2 separate regions of the Homo sapiens genome follow, and region 1 is linked to region 2. A link is an interaction called in ENCODE POLR2A ChIA-PET data of the cell type or tissue named here. Cell type or tissue: OCI-LY7. All regions are shown on one strand. Each heading gives the region's core, and the rest is flanking DNA. Links, peaks and the distances in the headings are about the cores only. Region 1 holds the start of IKZF3 (IKAROS family zinc finger 3). Region 2 overlaps IKZF3 (IKAROS family zinc finger 3).

What was found. Peaks named below come from ENCODE experiments on the same cell type or tissue, not always from the same donor. Only the 100,000 strongest peaks of a DNase experiment are listed, where the experiment ranks them.
Region 1: POLR2A ChIA-PET joins it to region 2 with 59 read pairs; 11 of 35 experiments call an interaction of 5 or more read pairs at or near these places.

Annotation. Positions count from the first base shown.
Region 1 is chr17:39,858,185-39,864,837 of GRCh38, reverse strand. IKZF3 (IKAROS family zinc finger 3) reads left to right here and starts at 526. Exons shown (of 8, transcript NM_012481.5): 1 at 526-718. The coding sequence starts at 712. RefSeq lists enhancers at 685-774, 785-904, 3,263-3,422. In OCI-LY7, for the core only: no CTCF peak of the experiment used is centred there; a DNase peak (open chromatin) is centred at 3,527; H3K4me3 peaks cover 2,212 bases; H3K27ac peaks cover 2,332 bases.
Region 2 is chr17:39,771,691-39,778,343 of GRCh38, reverse strand. It overlaps IKZF3 (IKAROS family zinc finger 3), which reads left to right. Exons shown (of 8, transcript NM_012481.5): 7 at 577-693. Among named protein-coding and RNA genes, the nearest start is that of GRB7, 37 kb to the right of the region's middle. RefSeq lists an enhancer at 5,623-5,682. In OCI-LY7, for the core only: no CTCF peak of the experiment used is centred there; DNase peaks (open chromatin) are centred at 1,912, 2,218 and 2,973; H3K4me3 peaks cover 2,500 bases; H3K27ac peaks cover 2,500 bases.

The DNA of each region.
Region 1 (6,653 bases), core at 2,574-5,073, 86 kb before region 2:
TAGAGTGGGTAGTATTGCGTGAGTGGTGGCAAATAAATCAAGCAGTTCCCAGAGGGAAAACAAAAGTGAGATAAATGCTTCCAAAAATTAAAAAGTTGAATTGATAGAAGTGCCAAAATCCTTTCCAACTGTCTGAAAACTTGGACCAAAAACTTTTACCATGTGAAATGAAAAAGTGAGGAAGGAAAAAAAAATACTTTGAAAGAAGGGGGTTCTCATTGATACTTTCCACGGCTGTTATCACTGAATCTAGACAAAAAGTTCCAGATCTTCCTCAATTTAAGATAAACGTCTTTGAACTTCAGCTTGCCAAGAAAGCAAGGCTGACCCCCGACCCTCCGTGTGATGTCACTTTTCTCATCCATTATCCTTCTAAAATAGACATTTTGAGACAATTTAGTGATGCGACATTTCCATCCTGTCGGGGTTCCTTGGGTTTGACATTCGAAAGGGGGCTGGAGGCGCGGAACCCGCGGCACTCCGCGGCCAGCGTCCTTTAAAGCCGCCGCCAGCCAGCGCCGCTGTAACCCCGCGCACCGGCAGGTCGCCGGCTCCTGCCCTTTTCAGTCTGCGCCGACGCGGCTGCCGGATCCCGGGGACTCCCCGCGCCGGGAATCTCCCGCCAGCTGCGCGCTGAGTCCAGGCGACGGCAGGAGCACGTGGAGAGGCCGAGTAGCCACAGCGGCAGCTCCAGCCCGGCCCGGCAGCGACATGGAAGGTGAGCCTCCAGCCCGCTTCTTTTCTCCGGGGTCTTTGAGAAACTTAACCTGTGCAAGCAGTAGAAAGAGTTTCTTCTGAATCTCAGTTTTGCTTCTATTTACTTCTTTTGTCAAAAGTAAATATGAGGTATTTCAGAGGACAAAGCGCGTCGGTTCTCTTAACGTCTCTCACTTGTCCTTCCCCCGCCCTTTGGAAAGTGATAACTTCTTCGCAATTTTATTTCTAAAGAGTTGTCAGACATGGGGGGTCTACCCTACATCTGCAGAGGAAGAGCACTTAAGGGGTGTCCCTGAAATGGCTGCAAATCTGGGGTGGAATAATCAACCCTTTTGGATATTTTTTCCTTCATGGCCTCAGTGTTTATTGGAATTAGACTAATCTGAGTAACTTGTTTTCTTCCAAGGGTAAATGGTGTCATATGGGAAAGGTACATTTTAAAGCGGTTGGCATTTGCAGTTCCCTTGGAACTCGATCTTCTAATGAGTCTTCTTTACCCAGCGCAAAAAATCAGGTTCACATTAGGAGTTTCATATGAATTAATTTTGAAAGTCGTAACACTATCCTTGCTTCTCAAACATTTTTCATTCTGTACTTCCTTGGGATACCTAAAATTTCACACTGCTACTGTAAACTCTTCAATGGTCTTTTCAACAAGTGTTTCTAAAACCTTGAAAATGGCAAATGCATCTCAACTCGGGGGGGGATGGTGGGATTAAGAAATTCAGAATTTCATTCTATTAAAAATGAGATATTGACACCTAACTAAAATGTTACTTTGATAAATATGAAGATCGTGGGTATTTTCTTCATAATAATGGAAGAATCTCTAATTAACAATGAACTGATCTTTGGCAGCTTTATTTCTAGAGTATATAAAGTTGTTAAAATATCAAAAACTTTATGCTTTTAATTTTTTTAATTAGGGCTTGAAAACTTTAAAAATTTTGCATTTTTAACATTTAAATAATGGTTTATTGAAGTGTAATTTTTAACAAAGGTTTTATTGGCCAATAACAAGGAAAAAAAGTTGGGCTGTTGTATACTATGGGAAAAATAATTTTTGAAAAGCTCATATGCTTTAATTATTACAAATGATTAATTTGTTTTTATGAAATTATAAATCAGTACTCCAACACTATTTTTCCTAGCCGTAACCATACCACGTATCAAGGATAATGTACAGAATCATGTAAATCCATAGAAACTGGAGTATTTCTCTATAAATGTTAATACTTCCAAATTCATTTATTTAATGTGCAATAAAGAAACTAAATAGCATATCTTAGGTTATTGGTGTACTAACACAGATGTTTAATAAGCCTGAAGACTCCCTTAAGAAGAAAAGAATGAAAACTTGTGTAGAATTTAATTTAGAGTGTGTAGACTATAAATGGAAAGAGAATGTAGATCAATAACTTTTTAAAGTTGTGTTTACATGATTAGATTAAATCTATAGGTCCATGGAGATAGATAGTATAGATTATGCTTAATGAAAAAACTTTAACATTTAAATTTTAAAAAGAGGTTAATTATATGAATTTGGCTATTTTAATGTCAGGTCCTTGCGTATAGAGTATTTGATGTGGTAAAATATCTGGTTCATTATAGCTACCCAAAATAGACTAATCTGGCCCATGTTTTTGATATTTAAAAAATTTTTATATCATCTTGTGGTTTTGATCTCAGTCTAGATTAGAGATTTGGTCTATAGTGTATACCTCTCTTGGCAATGTAAGAAAGTAGAATACTTCATGGAATACCTTTATTTTCTGCCCAATTTGGGGGTCACATTGATTCATAACAGTTTATTGTACAATGCAATACTGTATATCATTCCTTCAGCATATAAAGTCATTTAACAAATTCATTTATCTTTTAATTAATTTATTGAGACTTTCTATGTATGAAGATGTCAGATGAATAAGCTTTTGAAATAGAAATCTTGTAGAAATGAAGATTTAATGAATATACTAAAATCAGAAGCTATAACTTTTTAATTTTCTCACAATCTGTGACCTTAAATATTTTCTACCCAAAGACTGTTTATGAATCACTAAATTTTATTATTTGTACTATAACATCTCTTCTGTCTGTTATGGTCGGGAAATGAGGTGGTTCACAAACATGAATTTCACAGGTAATGGCAGACTTCTTATTTAATGTAAAACATTTTTATTTTTAACAATATTGAGTAAAGATTTTTCTAAGTATATTTATTACACAGCTCCCTGCTTTATAAGCAAGGTACATAAGAGATAAGTTTATCTCGGCAACTCTGAGTTACTGTTCTCACCATCAGATCATATATTATTCCATAATATATTCTCACAGGGGTTTTGAGCTGAATGCCCCTACACCAAACATACCTAGGATATTGTACAATTTTTGTCTCCTTCTTGATGTCAGCTTATATTTCTTACCACATAGATTTTGTGGTAGTAGGGTTTTGTTTCAGGTCCCTTTCCATGTTCTGGATGGCTGAGATTAACAGAGATAAAGCCTGTAGATGATGGAATCTGTTTGCCCTCCATTGTGAGCGTATGGAGGATGAAATGCGAAGGTTTTAAGAAACAAAAGCCACAGAAAGGCCGTGGCGTCCTGGTAGAACATAATTTTTCAAAATTCCTGTTTGTACTTCCTTTAATCCAGTATGCTATTTCATGCTTCCATGTCTTTGCTATTATGTTCACCCATTCTCTACTTGCTTATGCCTACTCATCTTTCAAGACTCTGCTCAGGCATCATCGCCATGAAGGCTCTCTGATGACCTTCTTCTGATGACCTCCTCCTAGTGCCTTCTGGTGATCACCCCTACCCAGTCTCTCATGTTCCTTCACCTCAGCTAAGGGCCTCTCCTTTCTGTGTATACTTCTACCACATTGTGTTGAAATTATTTATTGATGTAGGTGTTTATTCCCCCTCTGGTCTTTAAGCTTCTGGAGAACAGAGACTGTGTCTTGTTTTTGTACACTGAATGCGAAGGACAGTTTCTGGTTCATAGAAGGCCCTCAGAATTTGTTGCATTCAATTAAAATAGTGCTGAAAAAGTACTTTTTATTATGTTTATTGTGATGCATTTTATTTAAATAAATTTTTAAAGTAGGAGATTGGGGCTAGTAATTCTTTGATAAAGCTCAGTAATTTTTTAAGCACTTAAACTGTATAATTGAAAAAGAAAGCTTGGAAAACAAAAATGTTATTGGATATTTTTTGCTAGACTGTCACTTAAAGCCAATTTTAACAAAATTAGATTTAGGGGGTACATGTGCAGGTTTCTTACATAAGTATATTATGTGATGCTGAGGATTGGGCTTCTATTGATCCTGTCACCCAAATAATGAGCATAGTGTCCTATAGGTAGTTTTTCAACCCTTGCCCTCCTCCCACCCTTCCCCATTTTGGGGTCATCAGTGTCTAATTTGGGGGTCACATTAATTCATAACAGTCCATGTGTACCCAGTGTTTAGCTCCCCGTCATAAGTGAGAACATGCGGTATTTGGTTTTCTGTTTCTGTGTTAATTCACTAAGAATAATGGCCTCCAGCTGCATCCATGTTGTTGCAAAGGATATGATTTCATTCTTTTTTGTGTAAAGCCAAATTTTAACTGTTAAATTTACATAAGCAGATTTCAGGATCGCAATTAGTCCATTAAAATATCCATTGAATATGAGCAGAAATTTGTTTTCTCAGTCAGTAAGATATAGATGATGCCATAAAAATAGCATACGCTTTCAAGTGATACTTTAAAAATACATTGTTATAAACTTTTCATTCATATATAAATGTATATACTTACACTTATTTAGGACTAAAAGATTATTGATTATTGGTAGATCTTTTATCAGACATCCAGTTTTTTTTTTTTATTATTATTTTTAAAGAGATAGTCCTTGCTCTGTTGCCCAGGCTACCACAAACTCCTAGGCTCAGACGATCCTCCTGCCTCAACCTTCTGAGTAGCTAGGACTACAGGCATCCACCACCATAACCTGGTAATTTATTGTACAAACCGCCATGACCTGCTGATTTATTATCTTTCATTTTTTGTAGAAATGGGGGTCTCACTATGTTGGTCAGGTTGGTCTTGAATTCTTGGCCACAAGTGATCCTTCCGCCTCAACCTTCCCAAGTGCTGGGATTACAGGAGTGAGCCACTGCACCTGGCCTAGATAGATGTCCAATGATAATTGGCTCATATGTCAAGCTATAGTTCCAGACCATGTATGAGAAGAACTGAGTGATTAACACAGAAACTTGCCTATAGTAGGTGCTCAATAAATGTCTTTTGTCCTAAGGATTCATTAATTATTTTGAAAAGAGACCCTACACATCACAAGGCCATAGAATGTACTCTGCTATTTAGCCTTTATTAAATTTAGCTCCATATTAACTGGTATATTTATGATAATTAGAAATTATAAGGATGAGGCCAGGAGTGGTGGCTCACGCCTGTAATCCTAGCACTTTGGGAGGCTGAGGCGGGCAGATTGCTTGAGCCTGGGACTTCAAGACCAGCCTGGGCAACATGGTAAAACCCTGACTCTACAAAAACTACAAAAATTAGCCAGGTGTGGTAGCACATGCCTGTAGTAACAGCTACTTGGAAGGCTGAGGTAGGAAGATGGCTTGAGCCTGGGAGGTCGAGGCTACCGTGAGCCATGAGCATGCCACTGCACTGACATGAGCATGCCACAGCCTGGGCAACAGAGCAAGACCCTGTCTCAAAAAAAAAAAAAATCATAAGGATGACACCAAGGCCTTTTGGATCACTAAAAAAAAGATGCAATAATGAAACAATAATTATAATTTATTTATAATATATATAGATTGTTTGAAAAGTAATCTGTGTATAACTTTATTAATTAATATTACTATATAACTCATCAAAATACTTTTATCCCTAGTGATTCTGAATGAGGTTATTTTTTCAGTCTAATTGAAATCTGGTTTTTGCATCCAAAATTAAAAGTTTTTTTTTTAATTAAAAAGTTACTTAAAAAATTTAAGGGCTGGGCACAGTGGCTCACACCTGTAATCCCAGCACTTTGGGAGGCCAAGGTGGGAGGATTTCTTGAGGCCAGGAATTTGAGACCAGCCTGGGCAACATGGTGAGGCCCTGTTTCATAAAAAATAATAATAAAATAAAAGTAAATTGGCCTGGTGTGGTGGTGTGCACTTGTCCCAGCTACTTGGGAGGCTGAGGTGGGAGGATGGCTTGACCTGGGAGTTTGAGGCTTCAGTGGGCTGTAATGACGCCACTGCACTCCAGCTTGGGCAACAGAGTGAGAACCCATCTCAACAACAACAACAAAAAATGTAAGTCCAAAGTGGTATACAGTAAATGAAAATAATATGGAATTACCGTATTATATTAAATACCAATACCATATGAAAATATTATGTTAGATATGTGTCCAATCCAGGAGATATTTAAAAACTGGGTACTTGATGGTTACAGGCGCCTGTAGTCCCAGCTACTCGGGAGGCTGAGACAGGAGAACTGGTTGAACCTGGGAGGTGGAGGTTGCAGTGAGCCAAGATCGCGCCACTGCACTCCAGCCTGGGTGACAGTGTGAGACCCCATCTCAAAACAAACAAACAAACAAAAAACTAGGTACTTGGTAATGGATATGAAACAAAGTGCATTACTCTTTACTTATTGTCAGTACTTAAAATCAGCTTACTGAGTGATTTTTTATAACAGTGGAATTGGCAATATGTCACAAATTGTACTTAGTAGTGTTCTTAGAGATGAAATTTTTGGCAGATTAGGTTATTGTGGGTTTACAAAGGAAACTTTTCTTTCTTTCCTTTTTTTTAATAGAGACATAGTCTTGCTATGTTACCCAGGCTGGTCTTGAACTCGTGAGCACAAAAGATTCTCCTGCCTTGGCCTCCCAAAGTGCTAGGATTACAGATGTGAGCCACCAA
Region 2 (6,653 bases), core at 1,796-4,295:
TAGGAACTGAGAGGAGCGTGCTGAAAAAAAAAAAGAAAAAGAAAAAGAAAGAAACCACTCAGAATTTCAATACACAAATCACTGAGTAGATGTCTTGCTATCTGTGTGAGTGTACCTATTTTCAAAAGTGCTGTTAACATAAACAGAGCAGTAAATCTGGGGCACCATGCTTTTTTTTCAAAGTTGTTAAGAATTATATCAGTCTGCAGGTGTCACACGCAGTTACTCAGAATCAGAAAGAAGGCTGATCGGGGGTTAGATCTCCATCTATCTATCTTTTTGCAACCAACCACGTCCAGGCTGTTTATTTAATACTTCCTCTTGCTAATGAAGGTACTGGTTGGGGATGGGTCGAGCTTTCCCATCTCGGCATAAGACTGCAAGATTTGAATGTGCCCTGGTGTCGGCTTCACTGACCACAGCAGGTACCCCAGGCAAGAATCTGAGCAGTTATAACAGGTAACAACAATAGAGTGTGCATCCAACTTCGGACACTTCTCCTTCCAGTTTATTTCCTTTTCTCCCCATGTACCAATGTGTTCTTTTCTCTCTTCTTTTTACATTTTTCCAAACTAGCAAGTGCGGAGGCAAGACACATCAAAGCAGAGATGGGAAGTGAAAGAGCTCTCGTACTGGACAGATTAGCAAGCAATGTGGCAAAACGAAAAAGCTCAATGCCTCAGAAATTCATTGGTAAGAATACAAACCTTTTTCCTGCTGTTGTTAGCAGATAGTTTGAATGAAATAACATAGGATGCTTGCTACACAAGGCCTTTCCTAGCTTAACCTCTGTTAAAATAATTAGTTTTTCATTGTGTACTTTTATTCTTCATGGTTCATTCTGATAGCTCTGGAAAATAGAATAAAAGATATTAACTAAAGCATCATCATGACAGGAGATGGGAGTAGTTGATATCCAATTTCCTAAATGGATGTGATGTTTAAAATCCTGTTCCTTCCTCTTTACTCTGAATGACATATGTTGCATGAGAGAGTTTATGCAATTTATACCAGTAAGATGTTCAAGATAGCATTTTTGTAATCTTTTGTAATTATATTTTACAAGTTGGTTCGTTAGCATGCTCAAACTTTTTTCATGCTCTAAAACATATTGCCATATTTTCTTGAATTTGAGAATTGGCTTTAAGGGAAAGTGGTTGGGCAAACATAGATTTAAATAACAAGGTTTGATTTAATCATTTGTCTTACTGGAGTTCATTTTTATGCCATTGGTTTTCACATTGTCAAAAAATACAGCAGAATGAGATGGGTATGAAATAATTATGTTCATTGAAGTGTTAGGACTTCCAAATGGCAGAGACATTTTGCTGAACTCTCCCAGATGTTTACATAAATGTGACCATGATATTTGAAATAGATTTGTATTTGTGAAGTAGACAGCTGAAATTGAATGTATCAGTTTTGCTATAAATTGAAAGTTGGTGATATTGAACAAAAATAGTTATCACATGAAAATAGACCTCCCTCAACATCAGTAATATTTTAGAAACCTGTCTCAGCCTCTTTTTCCAAAGCTGCTTGCCGCTGTTGATTTTTTATTTCAGTCCTTTTGTATTTATTCTTCTCAATAGCTCTTACAGATAATAAGTTGCCTGCCTGGTTTTTAAATCTGACTAAATTTGATTCTGGTATAGATAATGTTTTGACAAGCAAACAGTCTATGTGAATTATAGAGGTATATTGAAAGAACCCATATATTTCAAAATTACCTAATTTGGTATTTCTGCCTACTTATTTTATTTTGACTAGCTGAAAGGTTTTTGTGCACTTTTAGTCACTTTAAGAACAAATTGTGTCAGAGAAAAGTTGGTATATTTCAGTTTAGGGAGATCCCCTCCTCCTTGCTGTCCTCCCTCCCCTTGGTGAGACATGTCAGGGGAGCATGTAGTGACTTCCATTTAGAGTTTAGGCACAGTAAACAAATGGTGAGTTTAAGACATTGTCTACAAATATTCCCATATATCTTTTGGGCTTTACTTATGTGAAGAGGTTCTGACTGGAGTACAAAAGAAAGCTTGCCTTATTATTCTGAGTGTATTTTAGTTTGGAGAAAGTTATGGGTTTTGTTTGTTGGTTTGTTTTGAGACGGGGTCTCACTGTACTGCCTAGGCTGGCGTGCTGTGGTGCAATCACAGCCTCAAACACCTGGGCTCAAGAAATCCTCCTACCCCAGCCTCCCAAGTAGCTGGAACTATGGGCACGCACCACCAGGCTCAGCTAATTTTTAAACTTTTTGTAGAGATAGAGTCTCCTCATGTTGCCCAGGCTGGTCTGGAGAAAGCTTTGACTCTAGAAATGGCTGAAGCCGACAAGAGGAGGGACATCATAGGGAGAGCTGGGCAAGAAAAAAATGTAAAGCGACTTCATTTCTTTCTTTCTTTCTTTTTTTTTTTTTTTTGAGACAGAGTTTCACTCTTGTCGCCCAGGCTGGGGTGCAATGGCGCGATCTCGGCTCACCGCAACCTCTGCCTCCTGGGTTCAAGCGATTTTCCTGCCTCAGCCTCCTGAGTAGCTGGGATTACAGGCATGCACCACCATGCCTGGCTAATTTTGTATTTTTAGTAGAGACAGGGTTTCTCCATGTTGGTCAGGCTGGTCTTGAACTCCCGACCTCAGGTGATCCACCCGCCTTGGCCTCCCAAAGTGCTGGGATTACAGGCGTGAGCCACTGCGCCCAGCTGTGACTTAATTTCAATCCAGTTGTGGTCAATGCATTTTGGTGTAAGACAACTAAAATTTGAGAGACAGTCCCTAGTATTTTCGGTTGCCCTAAACCTATAGTTGAACTAAAGCCCTACTTAATATAATAAAAGTTGCTTTGGTATTTCATGGGTTCAAAAATATAGCATGTTTCATATGTGCAAATTCATGCCATTTTGCCTGTTGCCTCGGGGATCTATTTCGTTTGTTTGCTACAATTGCAACCAGAGGATTTTCACTTCACTACTTCCAGACTTGTGAGAGATGCTGATCTTGTAGGTGTTGATTTCTCTCATCTTCTGAACCATCACATTCTCTCTGTGCTGGAATCAGAAACCTAGTAGAGTTAGCTCTTGATTGAGGTAGCAACTTCAGGGCTTCAGGGCCCAGAATAACTGGGGGAATTTTTTTTTTTTTTCGTAAGTTGTGTTGTAGTGCAATAAGAAGAGTACTGGATTAGAAGCTAAAAGACCCAGGTTCTGATCCTAGCTCTGTCATTTCTTAACTGTGTGTTTAGACCAATCACAGAACCTTTCTGGGCCTCTCTTTACTCATCTGTGAAATGAGGAGACTGAATAGGTGATGAAGTGACCAGGAAGTCTCCTCCCATGTACAAGTCTGTGAGATTAATTAGAAAAGAAATAAAAGGCAGCAATTATTGATACCACTGTGTGTTTAGAAAGCCCATGTGCGTAACTTCAGATAGCCTTTTTCTCAAGGCTATACAGATGTGGTGTTTATGCTATAAACCATATCCTAGGTTTTTAGAGTCTTTTTTGTTTTAGGAAGATGGTATAAATCTGAGAATCTAAAACACAGTCGCATTAGCCCGACATTCATGTGTTTTACTTAGGGCAGTACTACTTGTTCACTCACTTTTTTGTCCATTCATTCATCATACAGAAGGTTAAGAGTTCCTGTCATATATATGGTATTCTTGTTTTGGGCACTGTTCTAATCTTCTTGCATTAACTTATATCCTAAACTTTTGTTTGAAAGGTTTTTAAAAATTAAAAATAAAAGAAACCCCTTAAATTATTTAATTGAATCAACCTTTGTGATAGAAAATAGTAATGTCAACGGAGGGAGAAAGGAACATTATTTGTGACACTGTGCAGTGTATGAGATGAAGTGATGTAAAACATGGGGCTACTGTTTTCTCTCCATCTCCCCTCGCCTTGCCTCGCCTCACCTCACCTCTCCTCTCTTGTCCTCTTGTTCCCTCCCCTCCTCTTCCCTCCTCTCCTCCCTTCTCTTCTCCTCTTCTCTCCTTTCTCCTATATTTCCTCTCCAAGGCACTGTTTTTTGAAGATTCAGCTGCCAGGGTAATGGCAATGGGTAAGGTGTGAAGGAAGAGTGAGTCATTCCCTTTAATCCTTGCTGACAGTTGCACAGCACTCAGACCAGCCTTGACTTCCCTGACCTCTTGAACTGTGAGGGTAAAGGTGAAAATAGACCATCAGGTCAGCCCGCTGCTATCTCAGGCGGGCTGGCGATAATTACCAGTAGGGAGCATTTTGCATCCATTAGAGATGAACTGGGGAAGAGGGACAGATTGGATCAAGTCTAAATGTATTTTGAGACACAAACATGCTCTCAAGTTGGAGAAAAATATTTTTTTTTCTAATTCTCCAAGAAATTTTGTATGTCTTTGTTTCAAATGGGAAAAAAAAAAATGGACACACGTCCATCAGGAATCACCATCTTTACATTGTCAGAATAATTCTGTTTAAGTTGTTCTTTTCAAAGGACAAGAAGACCTTCCTTTGCACATACTGTCCTTTAGGGGATTTCCTTTCTCTGAATCTTGTTCTCCTGTTATAAACTTGTTTGACTACACTTCAAACTAGGCCATCCTCAAATACTTGGCTCAAAATGGATTTCTCTCTTGGATGCAGAAGAAAAATGACTACATTTCTGCATATTTCTCCTGATTTTTATTCTTTCCCAAAAAAACAGATGTTATTCAGACCAAAGTGGTTACCATAGCATCTCCTTATTTTAAAAGTTTTATGTATTACTTTATTAAAGGAAGTTTTCATAACGAAAAGAACATGAAAAAAAGATCTCACTCACCTGTGGTAAACATGTTAATGAGGTTTTGACACTTCAACAAACCATCGGATCTCCCTGTGAAGTAACTAATGAGAAATTGCCTGCTTTGGTTAACAGCAACAGGAAGCAGTTTTAATACCTGTTTCTAAGAGAAAAAAAAGTATTTTTCCAACCCCTTCCCAAAGGCCTGATGTCCATAATCCTGTAAGCATTACAATGTCATAGTATTTTTGGGCTATTAGGAACCACCAGTGAGGCTCTTTTACCATGGAAGGAAGGAGGATCAGAGAGGTGGAGTGACACAGCTGGCAGGTGACAGAGCAGCGCCAGACCTCGGCCTATAAGGCACTGCAGTCCAGGCCCTTCCTTCCCCAGGAGGTGACCAAGAGCAGTGCATGTCATGCGCGGGGCTTTGGACAGCAAGGAGTCTGGTCATTGAAAGTTGGTGGGAGAGGCCAGGTGCAGTGGCTCACACCTGTAATTCCCCACTTTGGGAGTCCTAAGCAGGTGGATCACTTGAGGTCAGGAGTTCAAGACCAGCCGGGCCAATATGGTGAAACCCTATCTCTACTAAAAATACAAAAATTAGCCAGGTGTGGTGGTGGGTGCCTGTAATCCCAACTATTTGGGAGGCTGAGGCACAAGAATCACTTGAACCCAGGAAGCAGAAGTTGCAGTAAGCCGAGATCGCACCAGCTTGGGCAACAGAGCAAGACTCTGTTTCAAAAACAAAAAAGAAAATTGATAGGAGGAAAAAAACCCTTGAAGAAGGGCAATTGTTCTCCCTCAAGGGTGATTCTCTTTAGAAAAGAACAGTCTTCCCTGGTGACTCCATGAGAACAGATGACATCCACACAGCACTTCCCAGTGTCTCACAGAGGACAAAGACTTCTGCAGCAACCAAATGTGGTCTCCAGCTCAGCTTTCCCCAGTGCCACCCCCACAGCTCTCTCTGTTCTTTCCTCCTTCCTGTTTCTTCTTGTTCTCTGGCTCCCCTCTGTTTTCCACCTCCTGCAAGAAGTGTTAGTTTCACTTAGGTTGAGATCAGAGCCATGATGATGGTTGGATATTCTATTTTCCTGCCTTTTTTGTTCATTTGCTTTTGGATGTGTGCTGATAGTAAGAGTGAGGGATAACACTTGTGGGAAATTATATGACGCAGCAGCAAACACATTTAAGTGACTTGAAGAACTTTAAGACTTAAGACCTGAATATTTCACCTTACCCCATCATGGTGACTCTAAATATTGGATTTCTGTTATTTTTCTAAAGGTTCGATCATTTTGCCCCCCTCTTCAAAAAAACCTTTCAATGGCTCCCAGTGGAATCAAATCTAAACCATTCAGTCAGGCCTTCTGAGCCCTCCACAATCTGTCTTCAACTTACCTCTTCTAATTTTATCATTTCAGCCAACCAGTCCTTTACTTCAGCCACAATGAACTCCTCCTCCCTCTTCTGTGTAATATCTCACTCTTGTCTGAATGGCCTCCCTCACATCTGCCCTTAAAATACACATTGTAGGCCAGGCACAGTGCCTCATGCCTGTAATCCCAGCACTTTAGGAGACCAAGGTGGGAGGATCACTTGAGCTCAGGAATTTGAGACCGGCCCAAGCAACATAGTGAAACTCTGTCTCTGAAAAAAAAAAAAAAATCAAAAACCTAGCCAGGTGTGGTGGCATGGGCCTGTGGTCCCAGCTACTTAGGGGGCTGAGGTGGGAGTATCACTTGAGCCCAGGAGGTTGAGGCTGCAGTGAGCTGTGATCACGCCACTGCAATCCCACCTGAGCAACAGAGTGAGACCTTGTCTCAAAAATAAAAAATAAAAAGAAGCACACATTGTCCACATTCCCACACCCCTGTGTTCTCTCTCTGCTC